Linked DNA regions of Homo sapiens: regions 2 and 3 are each linked to region 1. Evidence: chromatin loops called from intact Hi-C (ENCODE). Cell type or tissue: PC-9. All regions are shown on one strand.

Region 1 (8,000 bases):
CCCAGGAGGTGGAGGTTGCAGTGAGCTGAGATCGCGCCATTGCACTCCAGCCTAGGCAACAGAGCAAGACTCTGTCTCAAATAAAAAAAAAAAAAAAAGGAACAGAGTGGATCTAGGGCATAATACCATTTCAGTACATTTTTTAAAGCAAAAGCAATACAGTATGTTTTTCATTGGACACACATCTAAAGAAACTTGCTGAAAGTCGCTTGGAAGGGCACATAGTAAATATACAAGATGTGAGGAGGGGAATGAAATTGGGAACCAGGAGTGAAAAGAGAAGAAAGTAAAATTAAAATAAAAGAGGGGCTGCAGCATAAAATGATGGTGATGAAGTGCCATGAAATTAGGAGCACAAATCAGCTCAGTTCAATGCCGCTAAACAATCTTCAGGATCATACTGTGGAACAGAAAGGAAAAAAAAAACAAGATAAATAACTTAAATTTCCCCCAAAGGAAATCTGGGCTTATAAGCTCAACAGTATCGCCTGCAGCTACTACAATTTACCATAGATGCTAACTGTGTAGTGAAATGGACATTTATGAAATAATAGTCTGTGGCCATAGCAGAGGGAAAGTAGAACACAGAATTACATGGAAACCATGGTTGCAACTACATCAAAAGGATAAAAACGCATAAGAACACAGGGAAACAGAAGCACGTGTAAGGAAGAGGAATCACAAATTTTCTTTAACAGAAAATCAAGTCGGGCACAGTGGCTTACACCTATTATCCCAGCACTCTGGGAGGCCAAGGTAGGAGGATTGCTTGAGCCAGGAGTTCCAGAAGAGCTTGGAAAGCATAATGAGAACCCATCTCTACAAAAAATAAATACACAAAAATAGCCTCAACCTCGAGGACTCAAGCGATCCTCTTGCCTCAGCATCCAAATTAGCTGGGATGCTGAGCTACTTGGGATGCTACTTGAGAGCTACTTGGAATGCTGTTGCAAGAGGCTCACTTGAGTCCTGGAGGTCGAGACTGCAGTGAGCCATAAACGCGCCACTGCATTCCAGCCTGGACGACAGAGCAGGACCCTGTCTCAAAAAAAAAAAAAAAAAAAAAAAAAAACCCGAAAATTATAAAGTACTTTTGAAAATAAGGAATAAACAGAATATATGAATTGACACAAGAATCGCATCACGATTGCCCTTCTTAGCAGCCAAATGTTGGCTATGGCTTCCTTGTTTATTTGTTTTTAAAATTATAGCAGCTGGGCTCTACCGCATGCCCCCAAAGCAACCCCTTCAAAACCCAGAAGCTGAAAAAGACCTCAGAAGAGATGTGAGGAAAATTGACAAAATGTTTACAGTTGTTCTGTTAGGTGTCATTACATGAGGCTGTGATATTATTTTCTGTACTCTTTTGCATATTTGAAAGATTTCATAATTAAAAGTAAATATAAATTAGTGTAATAAGATGCAAAATGGGGCCAGGAGCGGTGGCTCACTCCTGTAATCCCATCACTTCGAGAGGCTGAGGCGGGTGGATCACTTGAGGTCAGCAGGTGGATCACCTGAGGTCAGGAGTTCGAGACCAGCCCAGCCAACATGGTGAAACCCCATCTCTACCAAAAAAAAAAAGTACAAACATTAGCTGGGCGTGGTGGCACATGCCTGTAGTTCAGCTACTTGGGAGGCTGAGGCAGGAGGATCACTTGAGTCCAGGAGGTGGAGGTTGCAGTGAGCTGAGATCGTGCCACTGCCCTCCAGCCTGGGCGACAGAGTAAGACCCAATCTCAAAAAAAAAAAGAAAGATGCTAAATGGCCGTCTCAGAACCCGGCCCAGAGGAGGTCTGCAGAACACCCTGGTTCCTCTTCTCTCCCATCCCCTCCAGAGCTCCACCAACGAGACCTCAGAGCTGGCACCATCCCTTACCTGTTACCACCTACCGTGGTCATTGTTTTTTACCTGTTGCCAGACTTGCCCACTATCATTACTAAAACAGTCAAGCTTTTGTTGGAACCATTGGTCATTTTCATCCTTCTCTGTCGACGGTGGAGCAGATCGCCTCCATCTGGGGATGAAACTCTGAACGTAGGAACAGAGGAGCAGCAGCAGCAGCCTCCACCCAGGAGCTCAGGCCACGGCTGCCTTGGCTGGAATGGTGCTGTCTGGTGCTGCTGCTATTTCTACTGCAACCATCACCGCCCTGATGTAGGGCCTCCCAGGCATTCTTGGCCCCTGGGCTTCTTTATGTCAGAAATTTAAGATGTGCCTGATCACCATTCTGTGGGGATATTCTTGCAAAATAAAAATGCCTAAATCTGGAAAAGGCGGAAATCTGGAACTCTGCCATCAGCAATGCCTCTTAGTCTATTAGTGGCCTCTGACCCGGTTCTTCCATGTGGACGCCCTGGGCTGATGATTCCCCGGGGGCTGTGGGAGCCCGGGGTGGGGTGCGGGGAGAGCAGGAGGGATGTGCTGAGAAACTCCTCTATTACCAGCTTTGGAACAATTGGTTTGACTTTTTTCCTAGCCTACGAACAATGCTGCCTCACTTTTTGTTGTCTGCTGGTGGATAATCCAAGACCCCAAACCTAAGATGACAAGATCACAGTAGGTGCGATCGTTCTGCTCCAATTCAGGGCTTTTGAACATTGACTCCCTGTTTCACTCTTCTGATGCCCCGGGTTTTATTGAGAACTATCCCTCAAATCTCCTCATCCTCCTCCTTCTTCCCTCCTCCTCCTCCTCTTGTTCTCCTCTTCCTCTTGTTCTCCTCCTCCTCTTTTTCTTCCTCCTCCATCCTCCTCATTCTTCATTCTGTATCTGATTATCAGTCCCAACCATGTATTGAGTTCCCATAAATTTCTTGAGCTTCCCTGAGAGTTAAAGAGACTTGACAACTTCCCTGCCCATGAAAGAGCTTCTCATTTAGTTGGGACAATAAGAAACCACATGGGAAGTTGAAGAGCACCCGTTGAGCCTGTGGGTGTGCAGTGGGAGCTGTGTACTAACTCCCCAGGGCATTCAGAGCCTCCTCAAACAGCCTGGGAGAAATGTGTCCACTTAGCACCTCCTAACCAGCAAGAACTCAGCTGGGGCTGTACAAAGGTTAAATCTTCAAAGGTCAGGGTGGTATTGGGGGTTTTTAATGATGTGAGAATTCTGCCCTCATTGGCCTCTCAATTGCTCGTACTTTTTCAGAGCTAGAACCCAAAAGGGATGCTATCGTGTTAAGGCATAGGAGGACATGATTCTAAGGAGGGCCTAAGACATGCTGTCTTTGCACAGGTCCAGAAATCAATGATCATACTCAGGATATCCACCTCGCTCTGACAGAGGGATGTACAGGGTGAGCAGGGCCCTGAATTCATACCCTCAGGAAACCCAAAGGACTCCATCAGCCAAGTATTGTTCTGGAGTAGCGAAATGAGCCCTCTTTCCCAGTCCTGTTTCCACTCGGGTTCCAATGAGCCATATTAGAATAGGAGGGAGTGGTTTTAACACGACTCAGGATATAATTTCTTGATTGATTTCCTTCGTGTTTCTCCCCAGAAGATTAAGACTATAGAGCTGTTTAAGATATTGTCAGGCAACTCTTCCTTTTAAATACCAGGTACCTTCCATATTTTAGGATCCTGATTAATTTTTTTATTTATCTAAATTATTGCCGCAAACAAGACCTAGATTCTTATTTTTAAGCAAAAAGCAAAAAGGCCTGTTTTTGCCCCCTACAAATACACACTCTTTCCATGTTCAACAAAGCATATTTCCTGCTCAATATTAAATAACACTTAAAAGTTATGGGTGCTAGCAAGGACGGGGTGAGAGGGTGATGAGAAGAGTGAAATAGGAATAATAAAAGACCAGGAGGAAATATTATGAGAACAGCAACCTCTCTCCAAAATAGTGTCACAGCCACATGGAGCGCCTTCAAGAGGCAGACAAATTACAGAGCCCGTGCAGCAATTCATGAGAATAAAATGATTGAATATTGCATGGGAGATGGATCACCCTTAAAATCTATGAACGTCCTATTTTGGGGGGTAAAACAAGCTAGTTTCTGATACATTTTAAAAAGGTTTATGTTAGTTTAGAATCAATGTGAAGTTTTCCCTGTTAGTAATATTTTGCTTATTTTAATTTCCAGTGGTTGGAAATGTTCTCTGTAGATAAGGTTTACAAAATATGTAGCCCGATTTTATAACAGATAATCCTCTCATTCATTTAAAAAAAAAAAAAAAAGAAGAAGCCGGGTGCGGTGGCTCACGCCTGTGATCCCAGCACTTGGGGAGGCCGAGGTGGGCGATCAGGAGGTCTGGAGATCGAGACCATCCTGGCCAACATGGTGAAACCCCGTCTCTACTGAAAACACAAAAAATTAGATGGGCATGGTGGCACACGCCTGTAGTCCCTGCTACTCGGGAGGCTGAGGCAGGGGAATGGCGTGAGCCCGGGAGGTGGAGATTGCAGTGAACCAAGATCAGCCTGGCGACAGAGCAAGACTCCGTCAAAAAAAAAAAAAAAAAAAAAAAAAAGGAGTAAAATCAATATAGGAGGTAGCACCAATCATCTTTGACAAACACAGAGAAATTTGTAATAATTACCTATGAAGGAATGCTTAAAATGGTCAGAAGTTCCTAGGAATTACAACAGATGTCCTGGTATTTTGGGTATTTGGCCCCAAATCTGCTATGTTCAGCCCATCTGAGAATAAACATAGGCTAGGGACTTGTAGAGACAGCGACAGTGGCCCCTTCCTTGCTTCAAAAGGTTTGAGGGTGTTTTTCACCAACTTTAGGTTAGTGCAGATTTTTTTTAATTTAGTGCAAATTCTTGTAAATATATGTAAGGCAACAAAACATGAAAATGAAAGGACTGATCAAAAGCAAGTGACAGAAACTAATCCATATTTAAATGAAGCATTGCATAATCAACTCTCAGAATGAAAATACTTCCATTTCTCATCGCAAGGTGGCGATAGTACCCCGCTCATTTACTACAGATGCACCCAAGGCCCTGGGAACTTGCAAATACTCATTAAAACAGTGAGAGTGTACATTGTGGATGTGTGACACCTTTTCCCTGTGCAGGTCAAGATTTCTTCAATGAAACGGAATTAATTGGGTAAATATTTACTGAATGCTATGCTACAGGAAGCCCAAGGATTCTTGGTTTTGATATAGACCTTGCGGGGTTACTTCGACACGTGTTTTAGTCTTCTAGAACAAGATGGACTCTTGAGTGGGTTCCTGGCATGGTCTCAGACTACACTGGCTTGGATATAGCTCCAATAAGACATGGTCTTGAAATTTTCCAAGATGCAGATGGTCTAAAATTGGCTTCCTTGTGACAAATTACCACAAATGGTAGGGATTCTTTAAGGCCAGTTGCAGTGGCCTGGGTGCCAGCCTCATTTTCTCCATCTTTGTGCTCCCAATGACAGAATTGCAGGTGGCCTGGCTTAAAGTGGACCTCCCACCATCACATCACCTCCACGCATCCTGTCCCTACTCTGACCCCTCAGAAGGGATATCCTCTCTGACCTGCAAGTGGCCATAACACTTTGAGACTTTTGGCTGGGGAAACCGGCAAAACCCATCCACTGCTGAAGCCAACCCCCTTCCATTTTTCTTTAAGAAAAAGTACATTTTGGCCGGGCGCGGTGGCTCATGCCTGTAATCATAACACTTTGGGAGACCGAGGCAGGCGGATCACGAGGTCAAGTGTTTGAGATCAGCCTGGCCAATATGGCAAAACCCCGTCTCTACTAAAAACACAAAAAAATTAGTCAGGCGTGGTGGTGCGTGTCTGCAATCTCAGCTACTCAGGAGGCTGAGGCAGGAGAATCACTTGAATCTTGGAGGTGGAAGTTGCAGTGAGCCGAGACTGTGCCACTGTGCTCTAGCCTGAGTGACAGAGGAAGACTCTGTCTCAAAAAGTAAAATAAAAAAATTTTAAAAATTAAAAATAAATAAATGAAAAGTACATTTTAATGTAAGGCAATTAATTTGAGTTCATTTGGACAAATGGAGAACAAACATCAGAATGGAGTATCATTAAGAGTATACACTTCTTTTAGCTTAATGAAATTTTGTGTGTACATACATTTCATTCATTAGAAACATATTCTTTCATTCTTCTCTCCATTCGGATGAATGCATAGTCCACTCTGCACTCACCTTCTCGCTAAGCTCATCCTCTCTATGATGCTATGTTCTTTGAACCGCCCCATGCCACCTGCATTAAAAATGTTTCCTGGCCGGGCACAGTGGCTCACGCCTGTAATCCCAGCACTTTGGGAGGCCAAGGCGGGCAGATCACCTGAGGTCAGGAGTTCGAGACCAGCCTGGCCAACATGGTGAAACCACGTCTCTACTAAAAATACAAAAAATTAGCCAGACGTGGTGGCACACACCTGTAGTCCCAGCTACTTGGGAGGCTGAGGCAGGAGAATTGCTTGAACCCGGGAGGCAGAGGTTGCAGTGAGCCAAGATCACACCACTACACTCCAGCCTGGGTGACAGAACCAGACTTGGTCTCAAAAAAAAAAGATCTGTTTCCTTTTGGTTCTTGAGAGACAGACTGTCTAGAAATTTCTAAATTTCTAATTTAGAAACTTACCAGCAGAATACTGCTGGGCAAGTTAAAACAGCACAACTCCGAGGGTCGTGGGGAATGAACTGGGTTCACAGGTGCACAGCACATGGCACGAGGCCAGGCACAAATCACATGTTCTGGGCGTGTTAGCCGTTCCTATTCTGATTGTTCTATATGTTGGGCAGCAGTTTCCGCACTTGTATTAAGTGTGTCTTTTTATTCTGATGCTTTGACATCTAGGACCTTGCTGACTCTAGACAGACTGCCTGAATCAGGCCAGCCAATTTCTAGAGATAGTAAAGGACTCACCTGCAAGTGCACCTTTCAGATGCCAAGCAACGACCCCAGAGCCCACACCCAGCCACCTCCTTTAGCATCTGTCATAGGGCCCTCAGACTCAGGCCAATATTCCCCTGCCCTAATCACCCCAGGGCCAAATACTAGACAACCAGACGCAGTCCCTCCACCCCAGAGCTCACTGGAATTATTCAAACTAGCCAATCCTAAGCCTGCTTAGCCCACCCCACCAGGGAAACCAGGATAAAGGTCCTCGCCCACTATTCCCCTCACCAATTCTGCCTCCTGACTTGCCCTAGTGCTCTCCCATGTGGCCGTGAATGGTGTGGCATGCCCCCTCCACCAGGAGCTGTGAGCAATAGCTATCTTTACAATGGCAGTCTGGCAGTTGTCTCCTGATCTGTTGGCCTCACCATAATTAAATTATATACAATTGAATCATAATATAAGTATGAATAATATTCACAATTGAATAATAATGAAATCTACATTTTAAAACATTTTAATAAGGTTCAAGACAGTTTTGAAATATTGATATTTTCAACATGATTAGAATAAATTTATACCCATAGACATGATGGCCAACTATAATGCATAGAATTATTATGTAACATCTCTTATGAACTAAACATTCTACTGTGTAATTTAGAGAATATAATAATTTTTAAAATAATCTTTAGTCTTCATCACCCCTCATTACTCCTTAGAGGAATCAGGTACATGTGCAACATAGCATAGATTATAAGACAAACTGTGATCATTGCCATTACAGAGATACAAGGAAATATGGGAGGGTAGGAAAAGGAGAGATTAATTCTGGGAAGAGATTTCCATTGTGGATAGAATCCAACATTTTTAGGCTGGGCGCAGTAGCTCACACCTGTAATCCCAGCACTTTGGGAGGCCAAGGAGGGCAGATCACTTGAGGTCAGGAGTTTGAGACCAGCCTAGCCAACATGGTGAAACACTGTCTCTACTAAAAATACAAAAATTAGCCGGGCATGTTGGTGCATGCCTGTAATCCCAGCTACTTTGGGAGGCTGAAGTAAGAGAATCCCTTGAACCTGGGAGGAAGGGGATGAAGTGAGCCAAGATGGTGCCATTGCACTCCAGCCCGGGCAACAAGAGCAAAACTCTGTCTCAAAAAAAAAAGGAA
Region 2 (8,000 bases), 1.3 Mb after region 1:
CTGGGTGCCCACCCCAACTCTGAATAACCTGACCTTAAAGGCTGCAAAGCTCCATCCTCATTTAATTTGTGCCTTCAATAGAATCAAGCAGAAAAACAAAAACAAGTCCTAAGGGCAATATGGGAAATCTCTTTCAATTTTGCTGTGAACCTAAAACTGCTCTAAAAAAAAAAAAAAAAAAGGAAAAGGAAAGTAAAAACAAAAACCAAAACACCGTAAAATGTAAGAGTAGAAAAACTTCAAAAATATTTTCTCTTTACAATTCTCAGGCCACTATGAGCATAGAGATGACTTGTTTTGCCAAAGTCATGCACACTTTAGTTTAGCCCCTTGTCCTATAGACCAGGGACATTTTACCTGATCAGTTGGATACATTGTCAAGTGTTTCCTACTTTGAGACTAAGGTTTTACAGTCCACAGGAGAAAGCAGTGCTGGGAATGAGATAGCCACAGAATATGTAGTTGGAGAGCATGTGCCACCCTCACTCTGTGTGACCAACGGCCCCTTCTCTATAATGTGCTGCTCAAGTGTTGAACAAAAGTGTTTTCTTTTTTTCTTTTTTGAGATTCTGTGATATTCCAGATTCTCCTATCAGACCTGAACTGAGAACATGTTTTCCATGCCATTTGTACCTTTACACAGCTGATTTTATTGTATGCTCATGATTACACCACATGATGGAAATGGAAGAAAAGCAGAAACAACACACAGAACAGAACCAACAAAATCTGAACTCATTAACACACAGCTTCTCACCACCACACAGCTTCTTTCAGGCTGTGCAACACATATTAAAATTGGCTCTTATTATTTACTTCCTTCTGCATACATGTCAACCTTACATATATTTCCAAACATGAAAAACCCTAAGAGGAGGTCTTGGAACACCCCCCTAAGTTCACAGTACAACATCAGCATTATGTTTGAGAAGTGTTTCTCTGTACTAACTTCAAATTGTAAAATAAAGTGCTATGTTAACAAAGATTATGTTAAAAAGAAATTATGCTACAAAGAAATTATGCTTATTTGTTATAAAAATGATATTTACCAAAGAATTTGGATCTAGCCCTGTGAAATGTGGAATAAATTCATGTTACAAATAAGAATGTCAGTGGCTAAGTGGATCTATTACCAAGTACTATAGCCTAGTTGCATTAAAACAATGCAAGTGCAAAAAATATATAAAAAGCATTATCTTATGTGTGCTTTATATGGTCCTGTCAAATTGTTTTATAAAAATGTTAGGCTTTAGTTCTTTATGGCACTCTCTATGAGCTTTAATTAATGTCATATCTAAGGTGGAAAATAAAATTTATTATTACTTTTAAATAGTAGCTGAATCAAGGAATATGTAAAATGAAATGTTGGAATTATTTCCTTTCTACTTTAATACAAAGAATTCAGAGGGTCATAACTCTTTACAACTTAGCTGAAGTATGGGCTAAGTAATTTACATATTATTTAGCCATTGCGTGCTTATTAACTTTTACATACTTTAGGCAGCAGAATATTTGTGGGTCACTTTTTCAAGTCCAGAAGTTCCATGATCAGTCTCTCAGTAACTCCATTATAGAGTGGAATAAAACAAAACAAGCTCATGCCTGCCGCCAACAACCTTGTCATTTATTCTGTCAGAGCAAGGAGGGTATAATAAGCAAGAAGATGTTCTCAAAGAAGTCTTGAACCAATTGACAAATAAGGGTGGGGATTGGGCCCAGTGGACTCTGAGGATGCCTGTTATCTAACTCTGCTGTCGCTGGTACCTGTGTGTGTCCCTCTCTTCAGCATCCGAGGTCAGAGTTATCAACTTCACCACCAGAGCTACAGGTGTGAAGTAGCAGAAGTACGTACTCCAGCTTTCTTTACCATCTGGAAGGGACAAAAAGTTATTCAGGGTTCTTAGGTGAAGTTTGCATAATGAACATGATGTGCCATTTTTGTCACCTCTCATGTGCTTACCATGTGCCAGGACTGGGCTCGGAGCATGCCTGCATCATTGTAGGTGTGTTCCCTACAGTCCTCACTGATGGGTACTATTATTATCCCACATCACAACCAAGGATACCAAAGTGAGTAAGGTTACATAGCTTATCCAAAGTTTTGTATTTATTAAATGTCAAAGGCTATGACATTAACCACTCAAAAACCTGAGATTTACCACTCAGAACCTGATATTAACCAGTCAAAAACCTGAGATAGACAAAAACCTGAGATAGATATGAGACTTACAGGAAGTAAAGATTTATTAGAATCCTGGCTCTACTGGTTAGTGGCTGTAAGACCTGGAATATGTTGCTGAACCTTTCTGAGTCTGGGGTTGTTGTTGAGGATTAATGAGATAACATAGGTGTGTAAAGTCCTGGACAGACATTACTTGTGGGAAAAAAATATTAATTCTTTCTCCTTTTCCTAACAGTTTTTCCTCTTTCCAAAAAATTCAATTTTTCTGCTTGCTGGAAAATTCTAAAGAGAAAAGTAGTTCAGTCAGTGTTATTCCAAAGGCAGTAGTCACTGAAGGAATGATTGGTCCACCCCACTATCCCCAAGCTGGTATACAACTGCTAGTGCATGGTGATAAGAAAAAGCAGACAGATTTCTAGTTGGTTCTATCACTGGTTTTAAGTTCTCTGTAGACAGTGCATCTCCTTATTGCCTGCACCTGGGGCAAATTGATTTCCCCCACCTTGTCCTTGGTACCCCCCTAGAGCCCATTATATTCATTACTCCTTCTTTCACAATTACAAAATTAGTTACTAAGTTATTTACCATGTAATAGGGAGTTTAGGTCTGGCATTTCTTCTTACCTTGTAGGTCTCATATGTGGGTTGGAGGCAAAGTACGTAGAAATTGGCTACAGGTAGCATTTCAGAACTGTCAGCTCTCCTGCCCCCAATACTACTTACTCACCTCTTTGAATTAAGGTAGGAGAAAATACAATGAAAACATTAAGTCTATATAGGAAGCTATTATCTGCTAGGGTCGGGACAGCAGGTATTAGAGACACAGGATACATTTTTTTTTTTTTTTTTTGCCAACCTCAGCATTTACTTAAAGATTCCACATACCAGTTTTAAATGCCTATTTTTTTTAATGCCTGCAACCATTCACATTATAAAATGTATCGATTTAACTATTAAAACGAATGTCTGGCTTCAGATGGGGCGGGCCAACTCAGCCTGTGGAAACACAGCATAACACTAGGTGGATACATGGCGCCACCTAGCGTCTGTAGCGCACTTTGGAATCTATACTTGGCTTTCAAAAATTGAATCAAACAAAACTGTTTTATGACACAGAAGATGTATGCGTTGTTTGGGATAATAAGCAAAACGCCTGTAGAAATCTATGACAAAATCTGCTGATGATTTTTGTTTTGAATTTTTTTCGTTACTTTAATCTTGCAATTTTAGGTTCTCTAACTTTTAAATAGTATGCCTTTAAAAATAATACTTAGGGGAAAAATGAATCACAGCTACTGATCTCAGAGTGCTATGCATTATTTATGAATATGTGCAGCTGTTTTCATTAGGATTTATGACATCTTCTGTGCATTGTAAATCCCTTAATTCAACCTGAGTTTCCAGGAAAGGAGATCATTATCCCTCTTTTGCCAACTGAAAAGGAAAAGAACAGAAAAAAGCATGACTGGTTAAATGGAAAAATTCCTTCTTGATTTCTTTTGTTTTCCATTAACATGTTTGAAACAGATAGCTTGAGAGTCTTTCCGGAAAATAGTATTCTTGCTAACTTGTGGGTAAATTTACCTCCAACTTAAATTGCATGTGCATTAGGAATAAATGTTTACATGCTGTTAGTACTGGCTCAGAGTGGCAGTACCCTTCATTCAGAATAATAAATATGTCTTTGCCATGAGTTTTTTACTCAAGAAACACTAGAGATCTTTAGCACTAGCACCCAGCTCACCTGCTGGACAAATCTTCATTCTTCATTCTGTGCTGCAAATGAACATTATCCTTCAGGTTGAAAACACTTCTCCAGATAAATTGGATTCCTAAAATAGCTTTTGTTGAGAGCTTCTTATGTGTTTGCCAGAGTGCTCAGAATGCTGTATTATCTAATGTTGTTCTTACAGCACACTTTTGAAGTAGGTAATATTATACCCGTTTCACTGATGATAAAATTTTTGGCTAAACAGTTTCTGTTACCTATTGAAGGTCTTATAACCAGTGAGTGGCTTTATGGATGTAAGATATAAAACCAGGTAGTTCTATCTATCAAACCCCTGCTTTATGCATAGTTGCCTCATATATAACTTCCTTTTTGAATTTGCTCTCTCTTTTTTTTTTTTTCTGAGGCGGAGTCTAGCTCTGTCACCCAGGCCGGAGTGCAGTGGCATGATCTCTGCTCACTGCAACTTCCACCTTTTGGGTTCACGTGATTCTCCTGCCTCAGCCTCCCAAGTAGTTGGGATTACAGACATGCACCACCACACCTGGCTAATTTTTGTATTTTTAATACACACAGGGTTTCACCATGTTGGCCAGGCTGGTCTCGAACTCCTGACCTCAAGTGATCTGCCCACCTCGGCCTCCCAAAGTGCTGGAATTACAGGCGTGAGCCACTGCACCTGCCCCTGAATTTGCTCCCATTCTAAAACTTATTTTCCTTCACTTTCATCCATTTATTTAATCACTCTTCAATTTCCCAGGTCTTGCCTTTTGACTTTTTGAGACTAAAATGTCATAGCAGAGGACAAATTCAACTAGGACTTCAAATAAGCAGAGTGCCAACCAAGAGCAAAATCTCCAAAGTTGACATGAGGTTGGGAAAGTAACTTCTGGAAGAAAGCTAAGTTCCATTCATCGGTTATTACATTTTTGTGGACCATGGACTAGTGCCATGGGACATCAGCCCTGCAGCTGTGCATGTGCACAAGTGTCTGTGGATATTAACACTTGAGCACATCGAACCCTTTCCACATTCTGAAAAGAAAACATATCCTCGCCCACACATGCACACATAGATATCAGCTTCCAGAGTACTGTTGTAGATTTAACCAACAACACAAAAGACCAAGACGTATTCACCAAAATGTATCTGGCTTCTGGACTTCCACAGAATCCTACGAACAGACACTTTAAAGTGGGAGGGGGGAACCCCAACTGTACTGTCATGTCAAAGCATTTGTTTTCTAAAGTAAATGCTGCATTAGAGCTAGTTAATAATCCCTAGTTGTCAGCTATTTTGACAGGGATGGCATTTGGAATGCTGCATTTAATGACTTCTTTCCCAGAAAATGAGAAAGTTATTTGAAGGACCAAAAGGTGTCAGGAGTAATCCTACCCAACCCAATCAACTTTGCATATGAAAGGGGTAGAGGTTTTTCGGGAGAAACCAATAGAGCTGAAGTTGCTTATCATTCAAGGAACGATCTAGGAAGGAACACAATCTGTACTGTCACTTGTCTGATATAAACCTAAATAATGAAACAAGGGACCTACCCTTGGAGAAAGCAAACACTCATATCCGACGATCGCAGTCTCCAGGCCTCGCGGAATTTCCAAGTATTTTGATTTCTACCTCCATATAAAATAAATAATGAATACAAAAGCACACTTTAGACCAGAAGTGTTAAATGTGTTCATTTTCAGTCATTCGTTTATTTAAAACATGGGCTATTTTTAACATTTTCTTTGAGCAAAAAAGTACAAAGCACTGTTTTTACTGTAAGCATGCATGGAGCACTAGGGAGAAGCAAGATGGGCCCAGGAAACCAGTACAGAAGGGGACTGGGGCCACTCCAGCATCTTTATGATTTGTGCTTTTTTTCTCTTGAATCCAAACAAGTCTCGCAAGATGACTCTGCAGTTTGATCACAGGTTTAGCATCTCTCACCCATTTTCCCAGCTCCAGCCTCTAAACTCACCCTCTGTTCCCAGATCCATTCTTCACAGCAGCAAAAGAGTGATTGTAGTTGAGTTCCTCCATGCAAAATACTTAAAGGTGCCCACTGCCCACAGCATGAATCACAAACAACTTTGCTTGGATTTCAAGGCCCTGTGTGACCTGGCCCTGGTTTTCCTGTTCAGCTTCCTTATCCATTACCTGCCTCCATTCACCTGCTACACCTCAGGTTCATCCACACACCCACCACAGTTCTTTCTCACTTTTTTTTTCTTTTTTCTGAGACAGAGTCTCACTGTGTCACCCAGGCTGGAGTGCAATGTCATGATCTCAGCTCACTGCAACCTCCGCCTCCCAGGTTCAAGCGATTCTCCTGCCTTAGCCTCCCAAGTAGCTGGGATTACAGGTGCACACCACCACGCCTGGCTAATTTTTGTATTTTTAGTAGAGACGGGGTTTCACCATGTTGGCCAGGATGGTCTTGATCTCTTGACCTTGTGATCTGCCTGCCTCAGCCTCCCAAAGTGCTGGGATTACAGATGTGAACCACTGCGCCCGGCCCTGTATCACTTTTAAATATTCCTGGCATGCCTCCAAGAGTTGCCTGACTCTTCCTTCTTCTTGGAACACCCTCCCTAGTCCTTGACTCCTGGCAAACTATTGCTTATTTGTCAAGTCTGGGATCAAGTGTGCTCTCCCATCCACAAGGCTTTTTTATCTTTCCCAAGCAGCTCTCCCTTCTCTGTCTCTTCCCTGTACTTACTGTCATAACCATGAAAGGCCTTATTTTTGCATCAGAGAGGAACTCTATTACACAGTAAAGCAGTGTGGGGAAAGTCAAGTTAAGTAAATTTTGCTACTATCTGAGTTTCAAATTTGCTGATGTGCACCGGAAATTGCAAAGCGAGGGATATAATATTGCTTATGTTTCTCAAATATATCCAACCATGGAATGCTTTTTGCATTTTTCCAAGGAGCATGTATGGATTCCAAAAATTCAGCTTATAATTGTTTGCATTAGAATGGAGGCTTCTTGAGGGCTGGGAATGTCTATTTTTATCCTGGAAATCTCTTGCTGTCTCAATACATATTGAATGAATAAATAATTGCTAACAGTGGAAACGGATTAGTATGTCATTGTATCACTGTTATAATAACTTGCAGACACATTGGGACTGTTGACTGTGGCTCTGCACACAGTCATCACATAGGCCCACCTCAGCTAGTTACTTACAAGTTTTACCTACTTACTGAGGATGAGAGAGAAAAATTAGAGAATAGAACTGAAATGCGGCCGGGCACGGTGGCTTATGCCTGTAATCCCAGCACTTTGGGAGGCAGAGGTGGTTGGATCACGAGGTCAGGAGATCGAGACCAGGATCATCCTGGCGAACATGGTGAAACCCCGTCTCTACTAAAAATACAAAAAAAATTAGCCGGGCGTGGTGGCGGGCGCCTGTAGTTCCAGCTACTTGGGAGGCTGAGGCAGGAGAATGGCGTGAACCTGGGAGGCAGAGCTTGCAGTGAGCTATCACGGCACTGCACTCCAGCCTGGGCGACAGAGCGAGAGTCCATCTCAAAAACAAACAAACAAACAAAAACCCCCAAAGGTTTATGAATATTAGGAGAAACTATCATGGAAACAATTCTAGAAAGACATTCCATACTCGAGTGATACAAGTATATATTTAAGGCAGAACATGAACTATGATTGGAGTAAATTAAGACATTTATAGTCTCTGAGAACAGAAGGGATTATGAAGCCTTCTCTCCACAAATAATATAGAATTTTACCTTTGCAAATAGCACAAACCTTACATAATTTCTCCATACATTTTACTTAACTTTATTTAGATTTTCTCTTTACAAAATTTTGCATAAGTTTATTGAAGCTGAACTTTGCTCTTTTTTTTTCTATAGTTCTGCCCTGGCTTTGCTGAGCAGGTTCCCTAAACACATGGAGACCTCCTCCTTGGGTGATTTAGCACTTGTTACATGCCCATAGAATCTTTAAAAATACTCTTGCAGCTAAATTCAAATACAAAGGCAAAAGAAAAAAAAATGTTTTTAAGTGTGAACACCCCCAGTGACAAACAGCTGTTCACTACTACAGTTTATTGAACCGAAAGAAGGT
Region 3 (8,000 bases), 1.4 Mb before region 1:
TCCTAAGTGCCAGAATGCAGAGATGTTTCCAGTGGGGCTATCAATTTGTTTCAAGGAGGACCCTTTGATGCTTAGACTGGGGAGTAAGGTGGGGTAGGCCAGGGAGATGTCTGGTTTCTAGTGTGCTGAGAGAGTGCAGTGGGACAGGGCAGCCCATGTCCACACCTTCATTTCACTGCCTTCATTATTCTGTTTCTGAGTGCTGAAACCTATCAGAGTCTGGCAAGGTAGATGGGCGTATCGCCTCCCATAAGGACTCTAGGCCATGGTTCCTCTGATCTACTTCATCTGTTTTCATCCATCTTCTAGTCATTTGTTGAATTTCTATTCAGTGACAGCCCTTCTTTTACTTTCTTTATCGTTGTGCATTAAATCCTTTTAAATTGTCTTGCTGTCATTTTAAAGAGAACCCAGCTGAAGATGGAGTTAAACAGCCTTCCATTTAGAGCTGGAATTCCCCTGTTCTATCCTATTTAATGAGCCATTCAAATCAAGATAGTTTTCTGTTGATGGGACTGGCTTTTCAAAAAGGCACAACTAGATTATAATCCAGAATGGGGAGGAAATAATGCCTTATTTTTTGTTTTGTGGAGGCTAGCCCAGTATCTTTTATTTGGTAGGTGCTCAATTAATGTCTATCAATTGAGTTTGCTTTAACATTTAAGCTCTACCATTTTTTTTGTTTCACATTTTTGTCTGCTCTCACAAATGTGATTTCTCTTAGAACAGACTCAAACATCTGGAGAGCCATTTGTATCTCCATTTTTATGGCCTTTTATATTTTCAGTCTTGACTATGCACTTCTACAGGATTTGAAAGAAATGAGAAAATACAGTAAGCACCCTATGTGGAGAGATTCATATTCCATAACTTGTCTTCAAAGTTATAGTCCTCTTGACTCACTTTACTTGCATGTAAAAACATAACTTGGGCATTTTATTATCCCTTATTGCTTGCTTCTCATTTTGTTGCTGTTCAATAGGGAAAGTAGGTTGTTTCCTATTGTAATTTCCAGAGTTCTTTGAGTTAAGGGGTGATTTTTCCTCCCTTCCCCATGGCTGTGAACACGTGGATGTGCACACTTGCACGTGTCCCTTACCCCCGTGCATATCTCAGTATACTCTGGACATTTTTCTCTTCAAAAGAAAACCAAGTTTCTGATTTCAGGTCATCCAAATAGATACCATCAGGCAGAGCAGCGTGACATGGTTCTTAAGTCCCATAGGTCACGTTTTTGGTAAATAGCTGTGTCCTGTAACTGTCATTCCCGTCATGTCTAGCTTACTCACCAGTGAATGCATGACATTTTCTTGGCCTTGGAATGTTCCATCTCAATTAAAACTAGAGGGAAAAAAAGCCATTCTTCATACTGTAAATATGAGAAGAGTACATCATGGAGACTTTTCTCATCAAACTGTAGAGGAAGAGCCTGCCCTGCTGGGGCCTCTTGGGAGACATACCTGGTTCAGGATGGAACCAGCTCAGGAGGACTGGAAGAGTCCTTTTAGTTTGTATTGTGTATTGAGAAAATTTATCGTAACATCTTTTCCTTTTGTACTGCCGTAGTCAATAAAACTATATAATTAATTAATTCACACCTATTCAACACATGTTTTGCACAGAGTAAAATTTAGCAAAATACGCAATACAATAAACATAGAATTAGACAACATAATAGAAGGGATATATATATATATTCCTTCTACAAATATAAATTGTAATATATATTTAAATTGTTATATATATATATATATATATATATATATATATATATATATATATTTAGGGCTAAGAAAGACATGACTTTGAATAGTAACCCAGTACCATTTTCTATCTATCTATCTATCTATCTATCTATCTATCATCTATTTATCATCTATTCTATCATAGTGATAAATATACATAACATAAAGTTTACCATTTTAACCTTTTTTTGAGTGTACAATTTAGTGGCAGTAAATACATTCTCAATGTTATGCAATCATTGCCACTATCCGTTTCAAGAACTTTGGCATCACCCCAAACTGAAACTCCACACCCGTTAAACACTAACTCACCATTCCTCCCTCCCCACAGCTCCTAGTAGCCTCTATTCTACTTCTCTTCTCCATTAATTTGCCTATTCTAGGTACCTCAGTGGAATAATGCAATATTTGTCCTTTTGTGTTTGGCTTATTTCGTTTAGCATACACACTTTGAAGGTTTATTCATGTTGTAGCTTACATCAGAATTTCATTCCTTTTTAAGGCCTAAAAATAATACATTTTCTGGGTGCTGTGGCTCATACCTATATTCCCAGTACTCTGGGAGGCCGAGGCAGGAGGATCACTTGAGCCCAAGAGTTTGAGATCAGCCTGGCAACATAGAGAGATCCCATCTCTACAAAAAAGTTTTGAAAATTAGCCAGGCATAGTGGTGTGTTCCTGTGGTCCCAGTTATTCGGGAGGCTGAGGCAGGAGGATCACTAGAGCCCGGGAAGTTGATGCTGCAGTGAGCCATGATTGTACCATTGCAGTCCCACCTGGGTGACAGAGCAAGACCCTGTCTCGAAAACAAGACAAAACAAAACAAAACATTGTATGTTTATCCCACATTTTGTATATTCATTAATCTGTCCATTGGTATTTGGGTTATTTCTACCTCTGGGTTATTGTGAATATGATGTTATGAACATTAGTGTACTAATATCTGTTGGAGTTTGTGCTTTCACTCTTAAGTATATATTCAGAAGTGAAATTACTGGATCGTATGGTAGTTTTATGTTTAACTTTTTGAGGAAACACCCAACTGTTTTTCACAGCATCAGCACACCATTTTACAGATCAGGAAAATGAGGTTCAGAGAGGTTAAACTACTAGCTCAGGATCGCATAGCTGGCCTCTAATGAGGATTATTAAATTTAGGTTTGTAAACAGCCTTCCATTTAGAGCTGGAATTCCCCTGTTCTATCCTATTTAATGAGCCATTCAAATCAAGATAGCTTTCTGTTGATGAGACTGGCTTTTCAAAAAGGCACAACTAGATTATAATCCAGAATGGGGAGGAAATAATGCTTTATTTTTTGTTTTGTGGCTGGATAGTGCATTCCATAAATGGGCTTTCAATCAATCTTTACTCTCTTCCCTTCCCTTTCTGATGCTAATTCATACATACTGGTCTAAAGTTTAAATTTACTTATGAGTCCACACTCTTTCTTCCATTTTCTTAACATATTACAAAAGCAAACAATCTCTTTGATCTTGGCTAAAATGATTCTAGAACTTTCTCACACCTCAGAAGTGCATGCTTCTTTCAAACAAACCATGTGCTGGTTACAAATCATGGCTCTTTGTCCACCGTCTTTCCCCAGGCAAGCTTGGGTGGCTGTAGTTAATATAGTTCGAGGGTCTTGAGGTAGTGGAATTGCTGTACGAACCCTTGGAGTGTAGAATTTTCACAATGAAGATGGATCTGGCCATTTTCCCCTCTTCAATCCCAAACACACAGGATGGAATCAGTGAGTTGACACTATGCATGGGTAGGCCGAGTAGGAGGGAAATTGTAAGGTGTGTGCAGTGGAATTTGGAGGGTCAGGTGGCCTTTCTTGTCCCAGACCTGCCTTCCCCACTAGGTGACTAGCGGCCTTTGTCTGCCCTCATTCTCCACCTCCTGCCTGTAGGTTGGCTGTTGGTCATTCGGGTCGGTATGACTGGACATTAGTGCTCCTCTCCCAGGAGTGTTTACATCTAAAACCTGAGTTCTGACAGTGGAATAAAAGGCATATTACAGAGGGCCCACCGGACTAGGGGGTGGTGTGCTGGCCTCACATGGTGCTGCTGAAATCATGCCTCCTAGGACAGCCCCTTTAGATACTGAAGACTCATCTTACCTGCTCAGTTTCCTGATTCAGAGAGTGAACTAGATGCTGCTGCTAAGGGAAAGACACTCTGGGAGAAGCCAAACCGCAAGGAGCCTTCAGTTCTCTCCTTACTGGGCCAGGAGGAGGAATTTTTTTTTTTTAACTGAAAAAGGGAATTACCAGCTTAAAACACAACCAAGAAGCCTTTAGCATTGAGGACTGGTGAGGAGAGGAGGTATTCATTTTGGTGTGGGGAGGAGACATCAGTAAGCTTTTCTTTCTCGTGTACACACACACACACACACACACACACACACACACGCTGGGACGTAAAAGACGTTTCAGTAGGTGTCATTCCCAAGCTGTCCACAAGATGGTGCAGAAACCCTGCTCACAGTCTGTCCTCCAAAGGCACCACCTCTGGAGTGATTTGCAGCCTCTGCAGGCTGCTGGTAAATTGAGGTTTGGAGAGCAGCATGAAGCTTTCACCGCGGTGAAGATACCTTTGACATTTTCGGGATTCTGATTGTAAATTCAATTAAAAATCGATTGGGTTCCAGTAAACAAAATGAAATGACAAATGTGTACAAAAGCTCCTTGTGCAGGGCTTAGCCTGGAAGAGAGATGGAGGTCATATAGGAAGGCGTGGAAGGAGACCTGGATAAGCTGCTGTGGGTGATACGACACCTCCTGTTCCTGGGGAATCTTGAAGTCTGCGGGGGGTTCAGCTGTGCATCGCTGGGCATTTACCGTGGATGGCACTCGTCTGCATGCTGTGGAGACAGTCATACGGAAGAGTCCCGGTCTTTAGAGAGCTTGAATCTGTCAAAAACTCATACCAGAAAAATAACGAGTGTGCCAGATGGTGGTCAGCACTACGGGAAAGATATTACAGCCGACCACTGGAGGTGCAGGGTTTCACTTTTAAATAGCGTGGCATCGGAGACCTCTTGGAGCCAGTGACATTTCAATAAGACCTGAAGGATTGATGGTGTGAGCCACGGGAGTTTTAGGGGAAGACCATTCTAGGCAGTGGGCACAGCAAAGGCAATGGTCCTGGGGTCGGGAGGTGCCTGGAGGAGGCATGGAGGACCCAGGAGGCTGATGTGGCTGCTGGGGCAGGTGAAGGGGCAGGGCAGGATATGAGTCAGAGAGATTCTAATGGGGGAAAAGCCGGAGATTTCGAAGCTGAGTGATCACACGAGACCTTGCAGCACAGTATAAGGACTTTCGACTTTACTTTGGAAATTGCTGGAAGCCATTGAGCGTTCTGAATAGAGGCGTGGCATGATCTGCCTTGCATTTTGTAAGGATCACTCCGGCTCTTGCATTGAGAAGGTCCTACAGGCAGGAGCCGAAAGACCAGTTAGGAGACAGCTGCCATGTCTGGGTGAGAGATGGTGGTGACCAGGCCCAAAGGGAATGACAGTGGAAGTGAAGAGAAGTGGTCAGATTTAGGATATCTTTGGAGCCAGTAGAGTTGATGGTAGATTGAATGAAAATTTGAGAGGCAGAGAGGGGTCACGGATGACTTTGAGGTTATTTCCCTGAGCAATTGGGCAGATGGAATGGCAATTAACTGAGATAATTTGGAAGGGCAGGTTTTTGGGGGAAAGATCAGGAACTCAGTTTGGGATATGCTGAGTGCGGGATGCCTTTCAGATGTCCAAATGGAGATGTTCAGATCTATGAAACTAGAATTCAGGGGCAGGGTCCAGTCAGATATAAATCTGGGAGTAGCAGGTCTGAAGATGATATTTAAAGGCATAGACTGGAGTGACAATGGGTAGACAAGAGATAAAGCCCAACACTAGTGCGCTCCAATGTTTAGAGTTTGGGGAGGTGTGGAGGAGCCAGCAGAGGTAACTGAAGAGGGTGGACCAGTGAGGTCGGAGAAAACTCATGGCCGAAGAATGTGGTGTCCTGGAAGCCAAGTAGGTAAAAGGCTGAGGAGGAGGGAGAGGTCTACATGTCAGCACGGCCAATGTTTGGGGCTGGATAATCCTTTGCTGTCAAAGGCTGCCCTGTGCATTATAGGATGTTTAGCAGCATTTTTGTCTTCTTCCCACTGGATACCAGTAGCACTTCCCTCCCTACTGTGTCAACTAAAAGTGTCTCCAGACGCTGAGTGCCACAGATCCCCAAAGGACAAAATCTTTTCTGATTGAGAGCACTGTTCTAACTCAAGAAGTGGAGAACTAAATTCTAGCACAGGAAGCTCTCTCTTAACCCAGGGCAGAGGAAGCTACTGGAGAGGCTGACATGTTTTGAGTTGAACTTGGAAGGTTGGGTAGTGTATTGACAGAGAGTAGCTGGGGTTGAGTGCGGAAGGCAGCTCAGCCTGGGAAAAGTTCCTGATGCTTGACAATGTCCCTGCACAGAGAACCAGCATCACTTTTTGAAGCCATGGAAATAGCGATATCATTTTTACCATCTCTTCCTTTAGGCACAGGCATGGTTTCCATGACATCTGTCTTCCCAACAAAGGAAAGGAGGTTAAATGAATTTTTTTTTTCTAAAATATAATTTAGGGAGATTTAGGCATGACCATACATGTCACACTATTTAAAAAATGTTATTAAAAAAAGAAAAAAAACTGCACCCCTGCCCTCCTCAGCTCTCCCACCTCCTACCCCTGGCATCTTTCCAAATTATAAATGAGAAGCTTGTCTTTCCCTCAGATTCCATATACGAGACCAAATTGTTTTTTTCCATCATTGGAATATAAATTATTGCTTTGTTTAAATTTGATTAAAAATCTCTCCCTTCCTTTCAACACACGCACAGTCATGTACACACACGCACACGCGCACACACACACAGAACTGAAATACAACTTTGGTTTTTTAAAAATTTATTTTAAGCATCTACTCCATGCTCATTAGGAGTTTTACTGAGCACTTATTGGAGCAATTCTTTTTCTGGACATTTAGCCAATATGTCCAGGGGACGCACTCATGTTGCATATATAAGAATCTCAACAGAAAAAGTATTTAGGGTGAGAAGGGGTAAATTGGGTTTCACTTTGAGAGGGGGGAGGTTTAGATATGACTCAAGGCCAGTTTAAGTGGAAAGTGTCAGGACTTTGGAAGAAAGGAAAGACTTTTGCAGCAGAGGAGAAGGGAAACTCCTGGGTAAATAGGAGGGACTGGCTATCAGCGTTATGTTATCTTCTTGAAACTTGCTGGGCAAACTTCCTAATGGCAAGTTATAAGGAAATGCATTAATTAATGAACATGACATTCAGATGCAGACTCTGTAAATCTGGGCATGAAAATGGCCTGTTTCAGGGGTTCCCAAGACTGGCCCCTCATCATCATCATCAGGGATGCTCAAAAGGATGGAACCCTCCCCTAAAGATTCTGGATCTATCCACGTGGGGTAAGCTCAAGGCATCTGTAAGTTGTAGAAGTTTCCCAGGTGCTGCATATTAGTCCTGGACTCCACATTGCCATTTGGGAATTATTTGCCTAATTTTAACAGAAATGAAGGAGCTTCGGGTCTTAGCCAAGAAAGAGATTCTGTAACTTTGTGAATCTGATTTCCCTTTTTTTTTTTTTTTTTTTTGAGATGGAGTCTCACTCTGTTGCCAAGACTGGAATGCAATGGTGCGATCTTGGCTCACTCCAATCTCCACCTCCTGGGTTCAAGTGATTCTCCTGCCTCAGCCTTCCAAGTAGCTGGGATTACATGCATGCGCCAACACACCCAGCTAATTTTTGTATTTTTAGTAGAGACAGGGTTTTACCATGTTGGCCACGCTGATCTCAAACTCGTGATCTTGTGATCTGCCTGCCTTGGCATCCCAAAGTGCTGGGATTACAGACGAAAGCCACCGCACCTGCCCCCCCCTTTTTTTAAGTCAACAATTTGGTGGCTAAATGAAGATGGTAAGATCTGAGCAGATATGTAGTTCAGAAAATAAATTTTTGACTTTTTATTGTAAGGAGACTTGAGTTGAGCATGTGGCAAACTTCTCCTTTCCTGTTTTCATCCCTCCTCTTCGTCTTGGCAGTGAACCCTATCATCCAGCACTATTTGTGCTGTGGTCCATGATGCTCTGGCCAATGACCTGGTGTGTAGGTCACAGCCAGTAAGTGAGACTCTGCTTGTGCCAGTAATTTATATACACTGATATGTGTTTGCCATTCATATGAAGTGA

What was found. Peaks named below come from ENCODE experiments on the same cell type or tissue, not always from the same donor. Only the 100,000 strongest peaks of a DNase experiment are listed, where the experiment ranks them.
Region 2: a loop joins it to region 1, with 15 times the contacts of the local background. A loop is called at or near these places in 24 of 110 quality-filtered maps.
Region 3: a loop joins it to region 1, with 3 times the contacts of the local background. A loop is called at or near these places in 4 of 110 quality-filtered maps.

Annotation. Positions count from the first base shown.
Region 1 is chr2:224,352,635-224,360,634 of GRCh38, forward strand. No RefSeq gene overlaps it. Among named protein-coding and RNA genes, the nearest start is that of FAM124B, 45 kb to the right of the region's middle. In PC-9, CTCF peaks have their summits at 4,943, 5,154, 7,151 and 7,358; a DNase peak (open chromatin) is centred at 4,947; H3K27ac peaks cover 180 bases.
Region 2 is chr2:225,657,429-225,665,428 of GRCh38, forward strand. All of the region lies in intron 7 of NYAP2 (neuronal tyrosine-phosphorylated phosphoinositide-3-kinase adaptor 2), which reads left to right. Among named protein-coding and RNA genes, the nearest start is that of NYAP2, 260 kb to the left of the region's middle. In PC-9, CTCF peaks have their summits at 322, 625, 3,221 (motif pointing left) and 3,424; a DNase peak (open chromatin) is centred at 3,213.
Region 3 is chr2:222,967,677-222,975,676 of GRCh38, forward strand. No RefSeq gene overlaps it. Among named protein-coding and RNA genes, the nearest start is that of ACSL3-AS1, 52 kb to the left of the region's middle. In PC-9, CTCF peaks have their summits at 4,218 (motif pointing right) and 4,417; DNase peaks (open chromatin) are centred at 2,015, 4,205 and 5,765.